Linked DNA regions of Homo sapiens: all the other regions are linked to region 3. Evidence: chromatin contacts called from ENCODE Hi-C or POLR2A ChIA-PET data. All regions are on one chromosome and are shown on one strand. Each heading gives the region's core, a stretch centred on a gene start or an enhancer-like site at or near the end of the contact. The rest is flanking DNA. Distances are from core to core; before and after follow the strand shown.

Region 1 (5,298 bases), core at 533-3,032, 550 kb before region 3:
ACACCCATTTAACATTTTTCCCTTTCTGCTCTAGACTGCTTGAGTGGTTTCCCCTGGTGCTGGGCTGATGTTTGGGTTTCTGTGAATAATAATTTTGGGATCATCTTGATCTTTTCGAGTCCACAGAATTTTGGTTTGATACACTAAACTTCCCCTGAGCCCACCTTGCCAAACCCGCTCTTCCTACGGCCATCCCCTGCTCCAAAAGTGGAGCCTCCATCCTCTCAGGTGCTGAGGCCACAAATCTTGGAATTGTTCTTGACCCCTCTCTTTTTCTTTTTTCTTTTCTTTTCCTTCCTTCCTTTCTTCCTCCTCCTCCTCTTCTTATTCTTCCTCTTCCTCTTCTTCCTCTTCCTCTTCTTCTTCTTCCTCTTCCTCTTCTTCTTCTTCTTCCTCTTCACTCTTGCTCTGTTGCCCAGGCTGGTGTGCAGTAGCGTGATCTTGGCTTGCTGCAACCTCTGTCTCACAGGTTCAAGCAATTCTCCTGCCTCAGTCTCCCAAGTAGCTGGGATTACAGGCACCCACCACCATGCCCGGCTAATTTTTTATATTTTTGGTAGAGACAGGGTTTCACCATGTTGGCCAGGCTGGTCTTGAACTCCTGACCTCAGGTGATCCACCCGCCTCGGCCTCCCAAAGTGCTGGGATTACAGGCATGAGCCACTGCTCCTGGCCCCTCTCTTTTTCTTATTCCCACATTCCGTTTGCCATCAACACCCTATGGGCTGTACCTTCAAAACATGCAGAATCTTCCTGCTTCTCATCACTCACCTGGTCCACATACCATCACCTCTCAGCTGAACTGTTAAAGTCACCTCCTCTCTGGTCTCTTGTTCCCAGAGGGAACGTGTTAACACCTCAGGGGTATCTTTTTACGCCTGTGCTGAAAATGCCCCCCTTCTGGCCTGCTGCAATGGCTCATGCCTGTGACTCCCGCTTGAGGCCAGGAGTTTGAGATCAGCCTGTGCAACATAGCGAGACCCCATCTCTACACACACACACACACACACACACACACACACACACACACACACACATGATTACCTAGGCATGGTGGTGCATGCCTGTGGCCTCAGCTGCTCAGGGGGCTGATGCCAGAGGATTGCTTGAGCCTGGGAGTTGGAGGCTGCAGTAATCTCTGAGAATGTCACTGCACTCTGCCTGAAAACAGAGCAAGACCTTGTCTCTAGAAAAAAGTCAAACAGAAAACCACCCTACGCTGGCTCTCATCTCACTCAGGGTAAAAGTCACATTGCCCAGAGGACTCCGATCTGCCCTCTTCCTCTCCAGCCTCACCACCCTGCTTGCCCTGCCCCCACCACCTTATGTCTGTGCCTCCAACACATCAGGCATGGTCCTCCGGGCCTTTGCATGGGCTGTTCCTTCCACTTTGCCCAAATGTCGCTTTCTCAGGGAGGCCTTCCTTCATTACTTAACTTAAATCATGTATTCATTTATTTTATTTTTTATTATTATTAAATTTGAGATGGGGCTCACTGTGTTGGCCAAGTTGGTCTTGAACTCCTGGCCTCAAGCAGTCCTCTGGCCTCGGCCTCCCAAAGTGCTAGGATTACAGGCACGAGCCACTGTGCCAGGTCAACTTAAATAATTTAAAATTAAGACATGCCAATTACAATCGCATCTCCTCTTGGGCTTCCCCGCTTTGTTTCTCTCCATGGCTCCGTCACCATCTGACGTAGTACATGCTTTCCTTGTTTATTTGTGGAATGATTGATTGAATCACTCTGGCAACCATCTTATAGTCTGAATAAGGTTTGGAATATTCGATGACTCTTTAAAAAAAACCCCTGTGTGATGTGTCTGAGTTTTTGAGTATGCCTAGAAGCACATCTAGAATAGGCCCCTCCTTTGTCTCCAGCTCTCGGAGGCAGTAAAAATTCATTTGCCAATTTAGTGGCTAAAGGAATGAGTAACCCGTTCCTCTTCCCTGTGAGTGAAACGTTCCACTTATATTGTGTCTACACATTCTTTGCAAATGTCAGTTGGAATGAATGAATCATGGGCTGAGGGATTGCACCATATGCAGCTGACCCGATGACTGAATCTCGCCTGTATGATGTCACCAGAGTCAGTGATGTGGGAGGGTTCGTAGGCCAGTGGTGACCCCCTCAAATGGGAAAAGTTACTTCATTGGGAGGTGACCTACCCTACTCAGAGGCCATGCTGAACTTGGGCTGTGTGGCACAGGTCAAGGGTGTAACCTTCGGAGACACTTCTGTCTGTCCTTAAGTCACTTCACTTCTCTGAGTTCCCTTGTGTGCAAAGTGAGGCTAGTGTTCATCTCTTCAACACACATTTGTGGAACAATGTGGGCTGGAGATGTGGAGTGAGCCGGGCAGGTGTGACACCTGTTTCCTTGGAGCTCACAGCTGGTGGGAGAAATAGACGAGACTTCGGGAAAGACAGACAACAATTGCACTGTTGGGACCGGCTTGAAGGAAATGAGAAAGGACAGTGGCACAGGGAGGTGGGGACTGGCACCAACAGGACCCTCGAGGGAGACGGGACCTGGCGCAGACATGCGGGTGGGAGTGAGCCCTCTGGGGTCTGGGTGGAGGCAGCCCAGGCAGGTGGAGGCACCGGCAAAGGCAAATGCTCCGAAGTGGGACAGAGCTCTGTGCGTTTGAGGAAGAGGCAGGGCCAGTGTGGCTGGAGTCCGGAAAGGAGAGAGAGGGGACAGGCTAAAGTCAGGGTTAGAGGACGCAGGGCCAGGCCACTGTGAGAAGTGTGGGCTGTGTTCTGCGGACTTCCTGAGGACTGGGCGGCGCGGTGTGTGAAGCCCAGGGGTCCAGCCAAGGACACTCCTTCCTTCCGTTGGGACTGGGCCAGCAGGGCTCAACAGGACACCCCTGCCAGAGCAGGAGGGCCTCCTCGGTGGGCCCTGTGGCTTCCTCAATCCTGCAGACGTTCCTGGGAGAAAACCAGCTTGTGGCAGGGCTGTGCAGGGCTGGGAAACCGGAGAGGGATTTCAGGGTGGGCACAGTGCGGGGCTGGCCAAGTTTGGGTCGCCTTCCAGCTTTGAGCACTTCCTTAACTATTGAACAGTGGCAGCGAGGTGGGTGGGCTCACCGGTGAGCTCCTTCAGCACGGCAGGGATGCATTTCTCAGGTCGGGCCATGTGGAGCATCCCATCTTCCCATGGGACCAACTCTTCTCCTAAGTCAGTCCCCGGAGGGAAGTGAGTGACAGCGCTGACCTCAGCAGTTTCAGAATGGGGGGATTGGCAGGACAGCTACTGTCCATTACCAGGAGGGGGCGCCAGATCACTTTAAAACATTTGTCATTCTGTACACTTGTGCTTTAAAAAGGCACATTCTTTAAAACCATTTTTTTGTTGTTAAACAACTTTAGTCTGTTTTGTTTTATAGCATAATGGCTATGAAGTCTTAGATTTTCTGTACTGGTTTAGTTTTTCCCTTAATGGACATTAAAATAAATACATCCCAACCACCGCAACCATAGCAATTGTTGTGAACTGCGAGCCAGTTCTAACAGCTGCATAAATATTAACTCATTTAATTCACAAGATCAGCTTATGAGGTGAGTACTATTATTATCCCTGCTTTACAGATGAAGAAACTGAGGCAGAGGTTACTGGGCTTGGCCTCGGTCCCTGCTGTGGCAGGTGTCAGAGGTGGGATTGGAACCCAGGCTCTAGAATCAGGGTTCAGCTCTGTTGCCTCTCTAAGGATTGAGGAGCAGAGGGGCTTGTGGTTCCCAGGTGTGTGCAGCCAGCCTTTTCTAAGCTCAGCTGTATGCACCTGGCATCTCTTAGATGCTGTCATGTCTAGAGCCTGGAGCTGGGGCTGGGATTGGGGCAAGGGGCCAGGGATTCTTAGATAAGTAAGACCTGGTAGCCCTCTCTCTGCCGAGGGGCACCGGGTCTGGGGGAAGAAGGTGGATCTCTATCCAGCAGTGTACAGACAGCAGGGAGGTGGGAATTGGAACCAGTCCTTGCTCAGGGCTCTGAATGTGCCAGCAACTTTCAGACAGAGACCCCCCCACCCATCCCCACCCCAGTGTTGCCCCAGCCAGTGACCAGGATGAGCAAGAGCCCCACCCTGACTGTAACCATGGAGCCCCACCCAGCCCCGGAGGCGTCAGCTGCATCATTGCCGCTGCCCTGACAACTGTAAATACTGTCTTTAGTCACATGGGCACTCTGCCTTCAGACAGAAAGAACAACCTTCTTGTCAAATACTGAGGCAAATTTATCTTGGACCCGGGCCACAGTGTTGTGAGGTGGAATGAAAGCTGTCACTTTGTTCCCAGCTCAAATTGTGCTCAGAGCTAAACACCCCTCCTCTCTGGCCTCAGTTTTCCCATCTGTAAAATGAAGGGCTTGAATTGGAAGACCTGTAACTTCTCTCCCAGCTTTGATATTATTATTTTTTGAGTTATCCTCACAAGGGATTCACTTCTCTTTTTCTCAGAGAGGAACCTGAATTATTGATGCTTTCTCGAAATTTGGCTGCCTCAGGCTTGGAGATTTCAGATGCCCCCATCCATCAAAAGTAGACAGGATTATACATTCATGAGGATAGATACTATCAAAGCAACAGAAAATAACAGGTGAGGATGTGGAGGAATTGGAACCCATGTGCATCGCTGGTGGGAATGTAAAATGCGTGGCCGCATAGTGGGTGGGAATGTAAAATGCGTGGCTGCTGTGGAAAACAGCATGGCGGTTCCCCAGCAAATTCAAAGTAAAATTGCCATATGTTCCAGCAAGTCCACTTCTGGGTATATATCAAAATGACTGAAAATAGGATTATGGAGAGATATTTGCACACTCATGTTTACAGAAGTATTATTTGCAGTTTCCAAAAAGTGGAAGCAGCTTTTTGGTATCCATTGACAGATAAATAGATAAACAAAATGTATAATATATGCATAATGGAATATTGTTCAGCCTTAAAAATAAAGGAAATTCTGACACAAGCTACAACATGGATGAACCTGGAGGACATTATGCTAAGTGAAATAATCCAGTCACAGAAGGACAAACACTGAATGATTCCACTTACATAAGGCACCTAGAGTAGTCAAATTCACAGAGATAGAAAGTACAATGGTGGTTGCAGGGATTAGGGAAGTGGGGAGAATTAGCGTTTAATGGATACAGAGTTTCAGTTACACAAGATGAAGAGTCCTGGAGGTGGATGGCACAACAACGTGAGTGTATGAACACTACTGAACTGCACACTTAAAAATGGTTAAGATGGTAAATTTTTTGGTCATTTTTTTAAACCACAGATAAAAACTTTTTTTTTTTTT
Region 2 (5,577 bases), core at 1,704-4,203, 710 kb before region 3:
ATTGTAATTTAATTTTGGGGTTGGGTGGGGGAATGATCTTTCTTTTTCCCCGTCTTCTCTCCCCTCTCCCCGACTGAGGCACAGAAATAGTCCCAGCTGTGAGATGAAGGTTGCAGAGTTTAAAATTGCAACTTGGTACTATTTATACTCCAGCCTGAAAGATGTTTTTTTGTGCAGTCGTTTATTTTGTTGTGGTGGAGATGGCTCATGCTGGAAGCAGCAGGAACTGGTGCTGTATAAACAGTTCTCTGGGGACAAGTGGGTGGTGAGGGAGCCTTCAGGTGCAGGGGGCAGGGACTAGGCCTGCCCAGAAACTCTGAGCACGCCTCCCTGGAGCAGGACGGTGTGGCCTGGTAGGGAAAGCAGATCATGTGCTTGGCGAACTTTCTTCCTGAATGCTGGCCATTACAAAAATAACAACAGAAACTGGTATTTTAGAAGTCATAAAAGTAGTAGATAACTTGAGGGGGAAAAAAAACCTAATTTTTCTTTTTTGTTTTTGAAGACAGATCTTGCTCTGTCTCCCAGGCTGGAGTACAGTGGCACAATCTTGGCTCACCGCAACCTCCTCCTTCTGGGTTCAAGCAGTCCTCCTGCCTCAGCCTCCTGAGTAGCTGGGACTACAGACGCGTGCCACCACGTCTGGTTAAATTTTGTATTTTTAGTAGAGACGGGGTTTCGCCATGTTGGTCAGGCTGGTCTCGAACTCCTGACCTCAGGTGATCTGCCCACCTTGGCCTCCCAAAGTGTTGGGATTACAGGCGTGAGCCACTACGCCTGGCCAAACCGCTAATTATTTCCCTAATTTTTACACAAGTGCATGAAGCAGTTGTACACTGGCAGGCCCTCTGCACGTTCGTTATTGGCTTAATTTGTGAAGCATTAAAGGGTTTTTTAAATGTGTTCCAATGTTTAAACATTGGGGCATTTCCTATCAAATTAGGATTTCTGGCTTCTCTTGGAAAATGGAAAGATCTGGCAGCTCCGGGCCTGCATTTCCTGATGGCAGCTAGTGGCCAGCAGCTGGAGGACTGGATGAGCACCTCTCAGATCACAAGCCTGATGGCCTGTTTCACTCATTTATGTTAATGTCCAGCCTGATGACTGGGTTTTATTTCTTCTTCTTTTTTTAAAGACAAGTTCTCACTCTGTCGCCCAGCCTGGAGTGCAGTGGTGCGATCACTGCTTACTGCAGCCTCAGCCTCCTGGGTAGCTGGGACTACAGACATGCACCACCATGCCTGGCTAATTTTTTTTTTTTTTTTTTTTTTTTTTTTTTTGAGACGGAATCTCGCTCTGTCGCCCAGGCTGGAGTGCAGTGGTGTGACCTTGGCTCACTGCAGCCTCCGCCTCCCGGGTTCAAGCGATTCTCTTGCCTCAGCCTACTGAGTAGCTGGGACTACAGGTGTGTGCCACCACACCCGGCTAATTTTTGTATTTTTAGTAGAGATGGGGTCACCACATTGTCCAGAATGGTGTCGATCTCCTGACCTCGTGATCTGCCCGCCTCAGCCTCCCAAAGTGCTGGGATTACAGGCGTGAGCCAGTGCACCTGGGCTAATTTTTTTTTTTTTTTAAAGGGATGGAGTCTCACCATGTTGCCCAGACTGGTCTCGAATTCCTGGACTTAAGTGATCTTCCTGCCTCGGCCTCCCAAAATGTTGGGATTACAGGCATAAGCCACTGCTCCCGGCCATGGACCCTTTACATAACATAAAAAATTCAAGTTTCCCTTGTCAGAGTCCCTTTCCCAACTCCTCCTGCCCAGGGCTAAGTAAGCCCTGTTAATAGGGTTTCCAAAGAAACTATGGGATGCCCGGTTGAATTTGAATTTCAGATAAACAACAAATTTTTTAAGTATAAGCACATCTCTTAACTATTAGCAGTCTGGCACATATCATTCCAGGCCTTTCTCTGTGAAGACATGTACTTTTTTTTGAGACGGAGTCTCGCTCTGTTGCCCAGGCTAGAGTGCAGTGGTGCAATCTTGGCTCACTGCAGCCTCCGCCTCCTAGGTTCAAGCGATTCTCCTGCCTCAGCCTCGGAGTAGCTGTGACTACAGGCACACGCCACCATGCCCGGCTAATTTTTGTATTTTGAGTAGAGACGGGGTTCTGCCATGTTGGTCAGGCTGGTCTCAAACTCCTGACCTCAGGTGATCCGCCCGCCTCACACATTTTTTTTGGTATGGTTTGTATCTGACACCGTCTGCAGCTTGCTTTTCCTCTCCGGGGTATCACCGGGGCCACTGTGTTTATTAGAGCAGGCTGTGAGGTTGTGGACTCCATCTGGATTAGGATCCTTGCCCCGCTGTTTGTTAACTGTGTGATCTTGAGCAGGTTACCCCACCTCTCTGAGCCTCCGTGTCCTCATCTGTACAACGTGGAGGATACGGGTAGCTTTGTTATTTCCTGTATTTGTTGATCTTGTCTCTTTTGAAAGCTGCATAGAATGGAGAGGCCGTGGTGGCTTTAACCAGTCCTCCGTGATGGGCGCCAGGACTGCTGCCTGTTTATTGCTCTTTCAAAGGAGGCAGTGGAAGGGGGTCGAGCAGGAACCGGGCACATAATCCTAAGACTTAGTTTGCTTTAAAAAAAAAAAAAAAATGAAGGGTGTTTGTCTCCCTGGAAACCACTTGCTAATCTCCAGGATATCGTCTCTTTTTCAGGCGAAGGAGGTGGAGGAGACCATCGAGGGCATGCTCCTCAGGCTGGAAGAGTTTTGCAGCCTGGCTGACCTGGTGAGTGGCTGCCTGGAAGGCGTGGGTTTAGGCCCAGGCCAGACTTCAGGCCCTTGCTGGAGTTTTCTGCGGAAGCCATTTTGGTGGTGAGTTAGCAACCAGGAGGAATGGGGCAGCGGCCAGCGCTGAGAGGAAAGCCACGTGCAAACACTCCCTCCTCTCTCTCTCTCTCGCTCTCTCTCTCTCACTCAACCCCAAGTGCTTCCTGAGGCGGCCATCTTGATCTCGTCCTTCCCTCGAGATGGTTTTTATTCCGCAGAGGAGCCAGGAGTGGACCACAAGGTGGCACTCTCGGGCACCGATGCAGGGAGCCGTTCAGCGGGGACGCTAGACTATATTTAACTTTCCTCAGCTCTGCACCGTCCCCTGTGCAAACATGGAGACAGCCAGGAAATGGCTTCAGGCCTGCGAGGCCTAGGAGGAGCCTCTTGCCCAGGCCACAGCCCGTGGTGGAGTTGGGCATCGAGTTCCTTCCTGAATCCTTCTGTTCTCTCTGCTTTTACCTCCTACTCTGTCTGGTTGGCCCAAATCTACTAGCCTGGCTGAGGAGGAAGATGGAAGACAATGGCCCAGAAGACAAAGCCTCCCACGCCAGAGTCTCTAGAAATCGCCTCTAGAGGCTGGGTGCAGTGGCTCACACCTGTAATCCCAGCACTTTGGGAGGCCAAAGCGGGCAGATCACTTGAGGTCAGGAGTTCAAGACCAGCCTGACCAACATGGTGAAACCCTGCCTCTACCAAAAATACAAAAATTAGCCGGGTGTGGTGGCAGGCGCCTGTAATCTTAGCTACTCAGGAGGCTGAGGCAGGAGAATTGCTTGAACCCGGAAGGTGGAGGTTGCAGTGAGCTGAGATTGCGCCACTGCACTCCAGCCTGGGTGATAGATCAAGATTGTGTCTCAAAAAAAAAAGAAAAGAAAAAGAAATTGCTTCTAGATCCCAGTGTTCCTAGGATTGCTGCCAGCCAGGTGTGGAGCCCCCAGGAGTGCTGATAGAATTTTCTAGAAGCTCCCAAGCTTATTAGAGGCAAACCAGTAACCTGGGCTTGAGGTGTCTGCCTGGAGGCCCAAAGGGTAGAGCTCCATATTGTGACCAGGCCCTGTGTCTCCCCAGAGTGGAGGAAGCCTGGCCACCTGGGCCCAGTGGTGTGCGTTTATGTCCCTGAGAAGCACCGTGTCCGGACCCTGAGAGTGTTTGTGAGAACCCAAGGGAGTAACAGTAACAGCAGCCCCAGATGTTCATTGAACGCCTTTCTTTGTGCCCGGCACAAAGCCACCCTAGACAGCAGGCACTGAGTCATCCCTACCTATTCAGCGGACCTCGGCCCAGCCTCTAGGGTCACAGCAGAAATCCCAAGAGGACCTATATGGTTTCTTCTCTTGAGTCAATTTTTACGTTCAGATGTGGGTCCAGGTGGGAGCTAGGTAACAAGACAGGCTTTTAACAGCCTGGATTGTCCTTTCTTTACCACCACGCATTGGACTCTTTCTTTCTCTTTCTGTCTTTGTCTTTCTGTCTTTCCGTCTTTCTGTCTTTCCGTCTTTCCCTCCGTCCCTCCCTTCCTTCCTTCCTTTCTTCCTTCCTTTCGAGATAGAGTCTCGCTCTGTCCCCCAGGCTGGAGTGCCGTGATGCAATCTCGGCTCACTGCAACCTCTGCCTCCCGGGTTCAAGTGATTCTCCTGCCTCAGCCTCCTGAGTAGCTGGGATTACAAGCATGCACCACCATGCCTGGCTAATTTTTGTATTTTTAGTAGAGACAGCATGTTGACCAGGCTGGTCTTGAACTGCTGGCCTTAAGTGATCCTCCCGCCTCGGCCTCCCAAAGTGCTGGGATTGATTATAGGCGTGAGCCACCATGCCCGGCTGCATTGGGCACTTTCTCATGAATGGGCCCCGTCATAAACTTGAGTATGCAAAGAGAGTTCAGTCCATCTCCATTCCCATCAAGCCCCAGTGTATGTGGGGAGACTGATTTGGGTATCAGTTGGTGCCGTCCCATGCTACAGTGCTGTTGTCAAGGTAAGGTCAAGGTGTGAAGGGATTCCAGAGCCAGGGGTGCTAAGTCCTGCCTAGGAAATTGGGAAGGCTTCGTATAACAGGTGGTGATGAATCTGGGGCTGTAAGGAGAAATAGAGAATTCAACAGATGGGGAAGGAGTGCATTCAGGCAGAGGGACCAGCCTGTGCAAAGGCGGGGAGGCCAGGGATGTGGTATGGCTGGGCACTGGGTGAAGGATCGTGGTTGCGGGCAGGGAAGGCAGGTCGGGAGGATGGTGTGGATGGATGCTCCAGGGACACCTTTGTTTTCAAATCCCATCCCGTCATCCACATGGGCATTCTGCGCAAGGAGACCCAGCATCAGCCTGAAGAGGGCTGGGGGCAGAAGTCCATGTGGACAGGCGGAGAGACCCATGTGGCCCAGCCCTGAAAAACCATCACAGCTTCCTGTGGTGGGAAGTGTGTGTGTCTGTGTTGCCAGGAGACTCAAGATTGCAGGCAGCATCAGGCAGGTCCTCCTAACTCGAAGCCTGGAGATGCTTCATGGAAAGATTTAATCCTGAGGCCACACACAGATGACCCACAGGTCCAATCCTGCCTGCAGATAATTTGATGTTTCTGGGGGGGAAAAAAGCAGGCATTAGCTTGTGACATTTTTAGAATTTCATGTGAAAAATCTAGAGTTCCGGCTTCTCTCAGAAAAGCAAAGATCTGGCCCTCCTGGGGTACTCATTCCTACCTTGCAAGCATCGGCCGCCATGTCACGTGGCAAGCAAGCGACCACCTGCTGTGGGCAGCAAGCGTGCTTTCCAGCTTGATACAGTGCTGGCTGCTCCCGGGG
Region 3 (5,317 bases), core at 1,986-4,485:
AGCTTGCTCCTATACTACAACAGCAGAGTTGGTAGTCTGGGAACCGAATGGCCCCCAAAGCCTGAAATATTTACTCCTTGGCCCTTTAGAGAATTTTACAACCCCACACTCGACCCAGAGCTCCGTCAGTGTTGGGCCCGTGTCACTGTGGCCCAGCATTGTCTGCCAAGCACCTACCACAGGGCCTGGCACTTGCAAGCCCCCATAAACATTTGCCGAGTGGCTGAGAGAATAAGTAAATATAAGAACCATGTCCGGGGCCTGCCAGCCAGAAACAAGCCCTCTTCCTGCTTTGGGGGACCCCAGGTGGCCACCCCAGTGAGCCTCAGCCTCCTTGTTCCCTTTCTGGGCTATCCTAGAGGAAATACTGTCCAGTTTAGCCAAGCTGATCTCTTAGGGTCCATATGGTACCCCTACTTCCAAAATGGCTCCCCACAGCTCTTAGGTAAAAATAAATGACCCCCGCCAGGCAGCCTGGCTGGGCCCTGCCTGTGCATCTACCCTCGCCTGCATTCACTCTCTCCCCTCCCTCTCTCTGAACTCCAGCCAAAGGGGAGTGTGGTGATTTTTGTTTTGTTTTTGAGGTCTTACTCAGCTGCCCAGGTTGAAGTGCTGTGGCGCAATAATAGCTCACTGCAGCCTCCACCTCCCAGGCTCAAGCAATCCTCCCACCTCAGCCTCCCAAGTAGCTGGGACTACCAGTGCACACCACCGGGCTCAGCTAATTTTTTTTTATTTTTAGTAGACAGGAGGTCTCACTATGTTGCCCAGGCTAGTCTCCAACTCCTGAGCTCAAGTGATCCTCCCACCTCAGCCTCCCAAAGTGTTGTGATTACAGACGAGAACAACCGTGTCTGGCAAAGGGGAGTTTTTAAAAGCATCAAGCTCCTTCCTGCCCCGGGACCTTGGTACTTGCTGCTCCCCCTGCCTCAACAGCTCCTCCCCTACCCACTGCCAGGCCCCCTTCTCCACAGGACTAAAGCCCATTCATGCCCATGAGCTGGGCTTAAGTACTGCATGCTTCTAGAAGGACCCCTGACCACTTGACTAGCTCAGGCCCCACTCACAGGCCCCTGCTGTGTTCTGTGCACATCTCACCATAACGACTGAGGAACTGTGGAGTGCTCCGTTTCCCTCGACCTCCAGTCTGCCCTTCCCTCGACCTCGAGATCCACCCCCACCAATCAGCAAATGCCATGAGGACTCTTGCTCCGCCATGCCCCTAAGCACTTGGAATGGTCCTGCCACTAAACAGGCCCTCAGAAAGGATGTGTTGGCTGAATGAATGAGGCAAGTTCAGAAAAGTCTACCTGGAATAAACTATTACTCAAAGATGCTAATATCCAAACCAAAAGATAGAAGGCTATAACTCTAGAGAGGGTCATTTTGTAATATCCATGAAAATTCCAAACACACGTGCCCCCGGAACCACATGTGCCCTCGGAACCAAGCAATGCTACTTTTAGAAATTCATCCTGGGCCAGTCATGGTGGCTCACACCTGGAATCCCAACCGTTTGGGAGACAGAGGTAGGAAGATTGCTTGAGGTCAGGAGTTTAAGACCAGCCTGGGCAACGTAGAGACCCCATCTCTAAAACAAAAATTTTTTTTTCATTAGCTGGGCATGGTGGCACCTACCTGTAGTCCCAGCCACTGGAGAAGCTGAGGTGGGAGGATCAAGGCTGTAGTGAGCCATGATCGTACCACCACCTCCCAGCTTGGGTGACAGGATGAGAACCTGTCCCAAAAAAAAAAAAAAAAAAAAATTCTTCCTGCAGATATACTCTCACCTGTGCAAAATGACCTGTGTATGCTTAAGATTCATTACTACAACCCTGACTGTAATCCCAAAAGACTGGAAGCAACCCAAAGCCCATCTATTGGGGATGAATTAATTCTGGCTCATTCATATGATGGGATACAGTATAGCTACAAAAAGGCCTGAAGAAGTTCTTTATGCATTGACATGGAATGACCACTGAGATTTAGTATTAGAGAAAAGCAAGCTGTATAGTGTGCACAGCATAAAAAGTGAGAGGATGTACACAAACACAGAGAGATGTACACACAATGTACACAGACAGATGTACACACAGATGTATACAGATTACACCTGCACATATATACACAGATGTACAGATGTACACGCACAGACAGATGTACACACACATATGTACACACACAGACAGATGTACACGCACAGCTGAAGGATGCACAGGCTTTCTCTGGAAGTCACAAGTAATAGTGACATCCTCCAGGGAGGGGAACTAAGGAATGGGAGGACAGTGGCATGGCAGAAAGGAGACTTCCTTTGATTTGTGTAATTGTGTAAGAAAATAAATGTAACTCCCAAAAGAAACATTTTTAATTTTATTTCATAGGTGGTAGGTGACATAGCATGATATACAGTAATGAAACCCTGTTTTACGAAGCAGGAAATGAAGAGTGCAGTCCTGCTCCGCCACTAAGTAGCAGCGTGACTTTGGAAAAGTCCCCCACCCACTGGAGGCCTCAACACCTTCTCATTTATAACTGAACAGCATTAAACTGAATCAGTTTCCTTGGTGGCTTCTGGCTCTGAAATCCTTTGATTTTTCTAGCTAGCATCTGTAAGGCCTGGAGTTCTTGTGAGGCTGTAGTTTAATGTAAATGTGTATTTGAATTCGCACATACACACACACACGCCTTCCTAGAAGGTAACAGAGCACAGAGTTTTAATCTAGGAAAAGAGGAATGTCAAACCCATGGCCGACAACATTCTGAGAATTCACTGCCCTTCGAACCAGAAAAACAAAACACAAAAAGTTTCTTAGCAAAAATTCCGGCCGTATCAGAAGAACTGCACTGTATCTTATCAGAAACACACCCTTGGGGCTGATGTGCACAGTCCACAGAAACGCAGTCCTGAAAACACACATCACTCACACTCCCTAGGAGCTCTGAAAAACAGAAAGCTCCAGTGTGCTGAGCAAAAGTATTTAAAGCATTTACATTGGTTTTCATTAATCCAAGCGGCAGTTTTTTTTTTTTCCTCTTGACAAGACTTTAAATGTTTACCAGCAAGCAGGGAATATGAAGATAATTAATAATCATTTAATTCTCAGTCCCCTGGGTATTTGACAGTAAATTTCACAAATAGCACATCATTAAAATATTTCTCTAAGTCAGTGGCTGAGATTCGTCACTATTTCTCCTTAAACAACTGCCACGCTCACAGGCGGCTTTCTTACAGTCATCACGATGCCCGCACGGCACTGGGTGAAGTTAGTTTCATCTCAGAACCACCAAATGTTCTCAGGAGGATTTCCAAAAAGCTTGCTTTTTTTTTAACCACTTGCACGATCTTTGCTCTATCCATGTGCCACCAAAAAGTATTTACTTAATACTTCTAGTATTTAAATTCACTCACTTATTTTTTTTTTATTTTAAAAGGAAACTTTACACCACTACTGCAGATGGAAAATCAATGTCACCTCCATAAATAGAAGGTAGGGTAAAAATACAATAAAAATAAAACTTACTAAATTCAAGCAAGACACAGTGGCTGGGCAAAGGCTCTGAGTCTGAGGCTTTATACAGCCCCGCCCCCGCCAATGCTTCTGCGGTATAACTCATATACACAGATGTCAGTGTTTTGAGTATAGAGTTTGACGAGTTTTGCCAAATGTCATACATTCTTGCTACCACCAACATAATCAAAATATGGAACATTTCCAAGACCCCAGAAAGTCAAGACCTAGGAACAGGGAAAGGGAGGAGCCAGTGTTAGAAAGAAAGGTGTCAATGGTACAGCAGTACCTCACTGAAGCGCTACTCCTTTTTTGTTTGTTTGTTTTTTGTTTTTTGAGACAGAGTCTTGCTCTGTTGCCAGGCTGGAGTACAGTGGTGCGATCTCGACTCACTGCAACCTCCGCCTCCCGGGTTCAAGCGATTCTCCTGCCTCAGCCTCCTGAGTAGCTGGGATTACAGGTGACCACTACCATGCCCGGCTAATTTTTTTGTGTTTTCAGTAGAGACAGGGTTTCACCATGTTGGTCAGGCTAGTCTCGAACTCCTGACCTCAAGTGATCTGCCCACCTCGGCCTGCCAAAGTGCTGGGATTACAGGCATTAGCCACCATGCCTGGCCTGAAACTCCACTCCTTCTGACTAGTTCAAAGAGAAAATAGCGCTGAAAAATAGTTCTTAGCACATACAACGTCCTCACTGGTGGACCACCTAAAATCCATTTCACCTACCATGGGAGGTACCTGGCCTGCATACGAAGCATCAGTACCAAAGGGAGGAAGAAGATAGAAGCAGGGATGGGGGATTCAGAGGTTGCTGCTCAAGGGCCTCTGTACCTCCATGTCACGCACATGCTGTTCCCCTTACCCAGAACTCCCTTCCATACCTCCCGACCTTACATCTCCTAACAAGCCACTATTTATCCATCATGACTTGACCTGAGCCACCCCCTCCTGGAGGCCCTCCCTGTTTCCCCAGGCTGGATCAGGCAGCTCTTCTACACTCCCAGGTCCCACAGAGTCCCACATTGAAGTCTATCTATGGATTCACTCGTCTGTCTACCCTCTAGACTCTGAGGTTCTTAGAGGCAGATAGGAGTCTTACATCAATAATTATTATGAAGATGATTATAATGCAGAAAAAGCAGCTAAAATATATTGAGAACTTACATGCTAGGCATTGTTATAAGCACATTACATGTAGTAAATTACTTGATCCTCACAGCCACCTACCCACTGGATGCCAATAGCAGCTGCCCTGTCCCTCTCCCCGTTGTGGCAACCAAAAATGTCTCCAGGCATCGCCAAACATCTCCTGCCAGGCAGGCTCGCCCCCAGCTGAGAACCACGGCTCCTGGCTTTAGAGCCCCAGCATGGCACAGGAGGCCTGCGCACAGCAGAGGCCCAAAGACTGCTGGAAGCATCAACTCATGACTCACGCCCTCAACCTGAACTGATTCAGAAATGAGACATCTTCTCACTCTCAGCCCTGGCAGGTGACGCTCATCTCTGTGGCAGACACCTGAAAGTTCTCATTCTTATCACCCCTCCTTTCATCAAGTTCCTGGGTGCTTACCCAATAGGTAGGCCCTGTGAATATGTGGAGAAATCTCTGGCCACTCCCAAAAACTACAGGACAAGATTGCTGGGGAGGCCAGTTCAGCCCTCCTCTTTGCCCCACCAAGCAAGAGCTCTACGCTGAGATCCAGGTCTCAGTCAACAGAGGGTAGCACGGGGTTAGGGGACTCCAGATCCACTCCCACCCCCGGCTGTGAGACTTGGGGAAACTCCATGTCCTCATGTGTGACACGG
Region 4 (5,497 bases), core at 2,930-5,429, 730 kb before region 3:
GGGCTGCATTCCAGGCCTCAGGCTCGCGGCTGTCCGGGGCCTCCCCAAGGGCTGCGGACCTAGGGCAGGGAGCAGCAGGGGCAGGGCCCCCGGGCAGGAGCCCAGCACCCTGAGAGGCTGGGGAGATGTTTAAAAACTCAGTCCTCTTTGTGTAAAATCATTTACTTGGCCTCCCATGGGGGTCCCTGACTAAGGCTGGCAGCGCGGCGGAGCCCCTGGATAGGGTTATTCCCAGACATCAGTGTGCATTAGAATCGAAGCAGAGCTTGTTAAATGCGGAGGCCCAGTGCCCCCTCTCACCAAAGATCCTGATTCAGAACGTCTGGGGTGGGCTTCTGGGCATCCATATTTTTAGCAAAATATTTCTAAGGTACAATCACATATTCAGAAAAAAAGGCTAGAAACAAAATGATTGTCAACCAGCCAACCTGGCCCAGGGTATGAATCGCTGGGACACTTGTGAAGGACACAGAGACCCCTTCCCCAGACCTCCTCTTTCCCCAGGGAAGAGGATTTGGGTAATCAGCACTTTTAGCTAATATCCCAGGCTTTTTTTTTTTTTTTCATATGGGCAATTTCCTTTTTCTTTTTTTATTTTATTTTTTTGAGACAGGGCCTGGCTCTGTCACCGAGGCTACAGTGCAGTGGAATGATCTCGGCTTACTGCAGCCTTGACCTCTAGGCTCAAGTGGTCCTCTCACCTCAGCCTCCCGAGTAGCTGGGACCACAGGCGTGTGCCACCACTCCTGTCTAACTTTTGTATATTTTGTAGATACAGGAGTTTCGCCCTGTTGGCCAGGCTGGCCTCAAACTCCTGGCCTCATGTGATCCGACCGCCTCGGCCTCCCACTCCCAAAGTGCTGGGATTACAGGCGTGAGCCACCATGCCAGCCTGGCTTTTTTTTTTTTTTTTTAAATGAGTCATTTTAGACATTCATACAGTTTTGGTATTGCTACAAACATCAGCCGAAGAAATAAAACATTCCGAATATTGAAATCCCTCTCAGCCGAACACCTGACGTCAGGAGTTCAAGACCAGCCTGGCCAACATGGCAAAACCCCGTCTCTCCTAAAAACACAAAAATTAGTCAGGCGTAGCTGGGTGCGGTGGCTCATGCCTGTAATCCCAGCACTTTGGGAGGCTGAGGCGGGCAGATCACCTGAGGTCGGGAGTTCGAGACCGGCCTGGCCAACATGGTGAAACCCCGTCTCTACTAAAAATGCAAAAATTAGCCAGGCGTGGTGGTGGGCACCTGTAATTCCAGCTACTTGGGAGGCTGAGGCAGGAGAATCACTTGAACCCTGGAGAAGGAGGTTGCAGTGAGCCGAGATTGCGCCACTGCACACCAGCCCGGGCTACAGAGACTCCGTCTCAAAAAAAAAAAAAATATTAGGCGTAGTGGCATGTGCTTGTAATCCCAGCTACTTAGGAGGCTGAGGCAGGAGGATCACTTGAACCTGGAAGGTAGAGGTTGCAGTGAGCTGAGATCGTGCCACTGCACTCCAGCCTGGGCGACAGAGCGAGACTCTGTCTCAAAAAATATATATATATTAAATCCCTCTTGGGCTGGGTGCAGTGCCTCACTCCTGTAATCCCAGCACTTTGGGAGGCCGAGACTGGTGGGTCACTTGAAACCAGGAATTGGAGACTGGCCTGGCCAACATGTTGAAACCCTGTCTCTACTAAAAATACAAAAATTAGCCAGGCTTGGTGGTGCTTGTTCCTGTAATCCCAGCTACTGGGGAGGCTGAGGTAGGAGAATCGCTTGAACCCGGGAGGCAGAGCTTGCAGTGAGCCGAGATTGTGCCACTGCACTCCAGCCTGGGCAACAAAGCAAGACTCTGTCAAAAAACAAAAAAAAGAAAGAAAGAAAGAAAAGAAAAAGAAATCCCTCCCTCCCATACCCCTCTCCAGTTTCTTCTCCCCCGCCCTAAAGTAACCACTTTTGGAACATGGGGTACGTCGTTCCCATGCACAGCTTTGTACTTTTGCTCCATCTGTCGGTGTCCATAAACAATATACAGTGTGGTTCTGCGTGTTTTAAAAACTGTGCTAATGGCACAGTGCCCTACAGAGCCTTCTGCAACACGACTTTTCTTCCTTAGCTTTATGTTTCTGAGATTTATCCACCAGGAGAAGTTTGCTGTGCTCAGGTCAATTTGGTGATCTGAGGCCAGTCCTGGGCTCTTTGTGGGAGATGCCTAGCCAGCAGGCAAGGGCAAGGGTCTGAGACCGGCTCCCAGGGGATGGCGAGGAGGGCTCAGAGCATCAGGGAAATCATGACAATGACGAATGGCCGAGTGTGGGCTCAGTGAGTTCCTATAAAACCCTTAAGCACTTGAGGCCCAAGTCTTTGCCAAGAATTTTCCAGAAAATGACTGGCCTGAAGGCCTGGATATTTGGATAGGGAGAAATTAGCAGTGGACAGATTTGGAAGTGGGAATTGTGCAGTGATGGACTACACAAAAGGCAGGTCAAACATGTGTTGTTTAGGCCCCTACCTAGGGTGGCCAACTACAATATAAATTCAGATTTAATGGAGAGGAAGGTGTGGGACGTCCTATATATTTATTTGCACCCTTGATACCAGCCCCTCCTTTTTAAAAAACAACAACAACAACAAAAGACAGAGTTTCACTGTGTCACACAGGCTGGAGTGCAGTGGTGCGATCATAACTCGCGGTAGCCTTGAACTCCTGGCCTCAAACAATCCTCCTGCATCTGCCTCTCCAGTAGCTAGGACTACAGTTGTGCCCCACCACATCCTGCAATTTTAATTTTTTTTTTTCTTTTAGAGAGATGGAGTCTCCTTATGTTTGCCCAAGCAGCTCAGCCTTTTTTTTTTTTTTTTTTTGTGAGGCGATTTAACATTTAAAGAAAAGTCAGCAGGCAGGGGGCGCTGGCCCACGCCTGTAATCCTAGCACTTTGGGAGGCCGAGGCAGGTGGCTCACCTGAGGTCAGGAGTTCGAGAGCAGCCTGGCCAACATGGCGAAACCCCGTCTCTACTAAAAAATACAAAAATTAGAATTAGTCGGGCGTGGTGACAGGCGCCTGTAATCCCAGCTACTCGGGAGGCTGAGGGAGGGGGAGAATTGCTTGAACCCGGAATGTGGAAGTTACAGTGAGCCGAAATCGCACCACTGCACTCCAGCCTGGGCGACAGAGCGAGACTCCGTCTCCAAAAAAAAAAAATTAATTAATTAAAAATAAAAATAAGTCATCAAACGAAAAATCAAAACTTCAGACTTGTCTTATACCTATTTGCCTTTTAGTACTTTCCTCATTAGCACTGTTGGGGTGGGAGATGAGGCGCACCTCGCTCTCTTCAGCCCCAAGGCTTGTAAAGGGTCTATCTAGGCCGGCCTCCGAGGGCATGGAGGGAGTGGGTGCGGTTGTGAAATGTAGTGCGCTCAATAGTTTCCTGGTGAAGTTTATTTTAAAATCCGCACCGAAGAGGAAGACGAGGACCGTCACACTCGGCCTTCCCTAAATTCCAGGACCCTCCGCCCGATGCAAACTAGATGCTTTAGTAGGATGGGAACGGGTGGGGGGCGGGCGGCTTTGGGCTTCCTCTAAGCTAGCGCCTCTCTAACCCGGACGCCCGTTAGAATCACCCGGGGAGTTTTAGAAACTACCGATGCCCAAGCCCCACTCCGAAGGATTCCAACTTAATCGGCCTGGTGCGAGGCCTGGCTTCCGGGCTTTTAAAAGCTTCCCGGGGATTCTATTTTACGGCCGGGTCCGGGGCCGGGAGCCTGTACTCTACCGGGATTCCGATGGGGAGGGGTGGCTTGCCCCAATAGTTCTCAAATTTAGCTTTGGGTCAACAATCTGGTTGGAACCACCTAACAAACATCAAAAGATCCTGATGCCCAGGTCTTAACCCAGAGACGGTGTGGTCCAGGCTTGGGAAATTCTAAAAGAGCTCCAGGTGACTGCCATCTGCAAGCGAGTTTGCAAAGCACTGATGCCCAGGTGCTGCGGGGGCGGGCGCAGCGCGCGCCGCTCGCCACTGGGTGGCGCTGCCCGCTCGGCCCGGCGCTCCTGGAGCTGCGAGCCGCGACCGCCGGGAGCGCACCTGCCCCGCCTCCGCCAGGCGGTCCGCGGGGCATGCAGCGGACCGGGGGCGGGGCTCCGAGGCCCGGGCGCAACCACGGGCTCCCAGGCAGCCTCCGCCAGCCGGACCCCGTCGCCCTCCTGATGCTGCTCGTGGACGCTGATCAGCCGGAGCCCATGCGCAGCGGGGCGCGCGAGCTCGCGCTCTTCCTGACCCCCGAGCCTGGGGCCGAGGTAGGGGACGGGGCTGTGGAGTTGGAGGAGAGGGTTCTCGCGGTTAGGGGTCCGGGCTCCGGACCCTCGGCTTCCCCGGAGCATCCTCTCGCTCCCGGAGTGGGGGGCCCGGGGATTCCCCCCTTCCTGAAGGGTGGCTGCGGGGCGCCACGCAGAGATGTGCAGCGGGTCGTCCCTGCTCGCTCCTCCGGGCGACACCGGGCCCCGGAGGCCCAGGCTCGCTTTCCCTCCCCACCCGGGTCCCCCAGCATCCGCCGGGTCCTCAGGCGCCGCCCTTTGCCAGGCCGGCCCTGGGAGAGGCGGACCCCGGGACCTCTGCTGCCCCGGCTACCTCCGAGCGGTGCCCGGGCCGAGCGGCGCCTCAGGCTGCGGCTGTGCGGGCCGCGCTGCGCTGCTGCAGCTCGGAGCGAAAACACCACGCCTCTGTCTGCGCTTTCTATTTTAAAAGCACCAAGTGAAAAGCAGATCTAAAACGAGACCCTCTACCTTCCGGCTGGAGGCATCTGTCGACGCTGTTGTGAAAAAGTTATTTGTCTGAGTTCACTAGGAGTTATTTACGGTCAGAAATTCAACCCATTCTCTTTTTAAACCACAAAAGCAGTACAGGAGTATTTAACATAAAGGCTATGCACCCCTTTCTCTTTTCTCTCCCACCCCAATTCTAGTTTTCTTAGAAAACCAGCATTAACTGTTTGGTATAAATCATTCCGGACATTTAAAATGCATTTACAAATGTAGATATCTGTATCTGCCTAGGCAGAGTATTGGCTCATGCCAGTGGTCCCAGCATTCTGGGAGGCTGAGGCAGGAGGATTGCTTGGGATGGGGATAGGGGACGGGGAAGAGTGAGGCTGCAGTGAGGCTTGATCATGCCACTGCACTCCAGCCTGGGCGACAGAGTGAGACATTTAAAAAAAAATCTATCTCGCCAGGCCTGGTGGCTCACGCTTGTAATCCCAGCACTACTGGGAGGCCGAGACGGGTGGATCACCTGAGGTCAGGAGCTCGAGACCAGCCTGACCAACATGGTGAAACCCCGTCTCTACTAAAAATACAAAAATTAGCCGGGTGTGTAATCCCAGCTACTTGGGAGGCTGAGGCAGGAGGATCGCTTGAACCTGGGAGGCGGAGGCTGCAGTGAGCTGAGATCAGCCATTGCATTCCAGCCTGGGCAACAAGAGCAAAACTCCCTCTCAAAAAAAAAA

What was found. A loop is a pair of places that touch in the nucleus more often than their neighbours do. ChIA-PET counts read pairs that join two places held with the same protein, here RNA polymerase II (POLR2A). Pooled maps may share reads with other maps.
Region 1: a loop to region 3 is called in a pooled map, with 10 times the contacts of the local background. The contact joins two enhancer-like sites. A Hi-C loop is called at or near these places in 6 of 50 pooled maps. POLR2A ChIA-PET finds 5 or more read pairs at or near these places in 3 of 52 experiments (AG04450, activated B cell and activated T-cell).
Region 2: a loop to region 3 is called in a pooled map, with 6 times the contacts of the local background. The contact joins two enhancer-like sites. A Hi-C loop is called at or near these places in 9 of 37 single-sample maps with no recorded cell type and 4 of 50 pooled maps.
Region 4: a pooled map shows a loop between it and region 3 (3-fold over the local background). The contact joins the promoter of BCAS4 here to the enhancer-like site in region 3. A Hi-C loop is called at or near these places in 2 of 37 single-sample maps with no recorded cell type and 5 of 50 pooled maps. POLR2A ChIA-PET finds 5 or more read pairs at or near these places in 1 of 52 experiments (OCI-LY7).

The regions. Positions count from the first base shown.
Region 1 is chr20:50,978,374-50,983,671 of GRCh38, forward strand. No RefSeq gene overlaps it. Among named protein-coding and RNA genes, the nearest start is that of MOCS3, 22 kb to the left of the region's middle. Within about 2 kb of position 1,783, at least 3 of the 41 ENCODE cell types and tissues checked have a DNase peak (open chromatin) inside an H3K27ac peak, as active enhancers do.
Region 2 is chr20:50,815,543-50,821,119 of GRCh38, forward strand. BCAS4 (breast carcinoma amplified sequence 4) reads left to right here. Exons shown (of 5, transcript NM_198799.4): 2 at 2,669-2,740. Among named protein-coding and RNA genes, the nearest start is that of BCAS4, 23 kb to the left of the region's middle. RefSeq lists enhancers at 3,184-3,233, 3,244-3,293, 3,781-3,830, 4,814-5,315. Within about 2 kb of position 2,954, at least 22 of the 41 ENCODE cell types and tissues checked have a DNase peak (open chromatin) inside an H3K27ac peak, as active enhancers do.
Region 3 is chr20:51,526,341-51,531,657 of GRCh38, forward strand. All of the region lies in intron 1 of NFATC2 (nuclear factor of activated T cells 2), which reads right to left. Among named protein-coding and RNA genes, the nearest start is that of NFATC2, 14 kb to the right of the region's middle. RefSeq lists enhancers at 4,871-4,920, 4,961-5,130. Within about 2 kb of position 3,236, at least 7 of the 41 ENCODE cell types and tissues checked have a DNase peak (open chromatin) inside an H3K27ac peak, as active enhancers do; they include OCI-LY7, where a contact is called at or near this core.
Region 4 is chr20:50,790,882-50,796,378 of GRCh38, forward strand. It overlaps BCAS4 (breast carcinoma amplified sequence 4), which reads left to right and starts at 4,180. Exons shown (of 5, transcript NM_198799.4): 1 at 4,180-4,292. The coding sequence starts at 4,203. RefSeq lists an enhancer at 1-94 and a silencer at 3,913-4,732.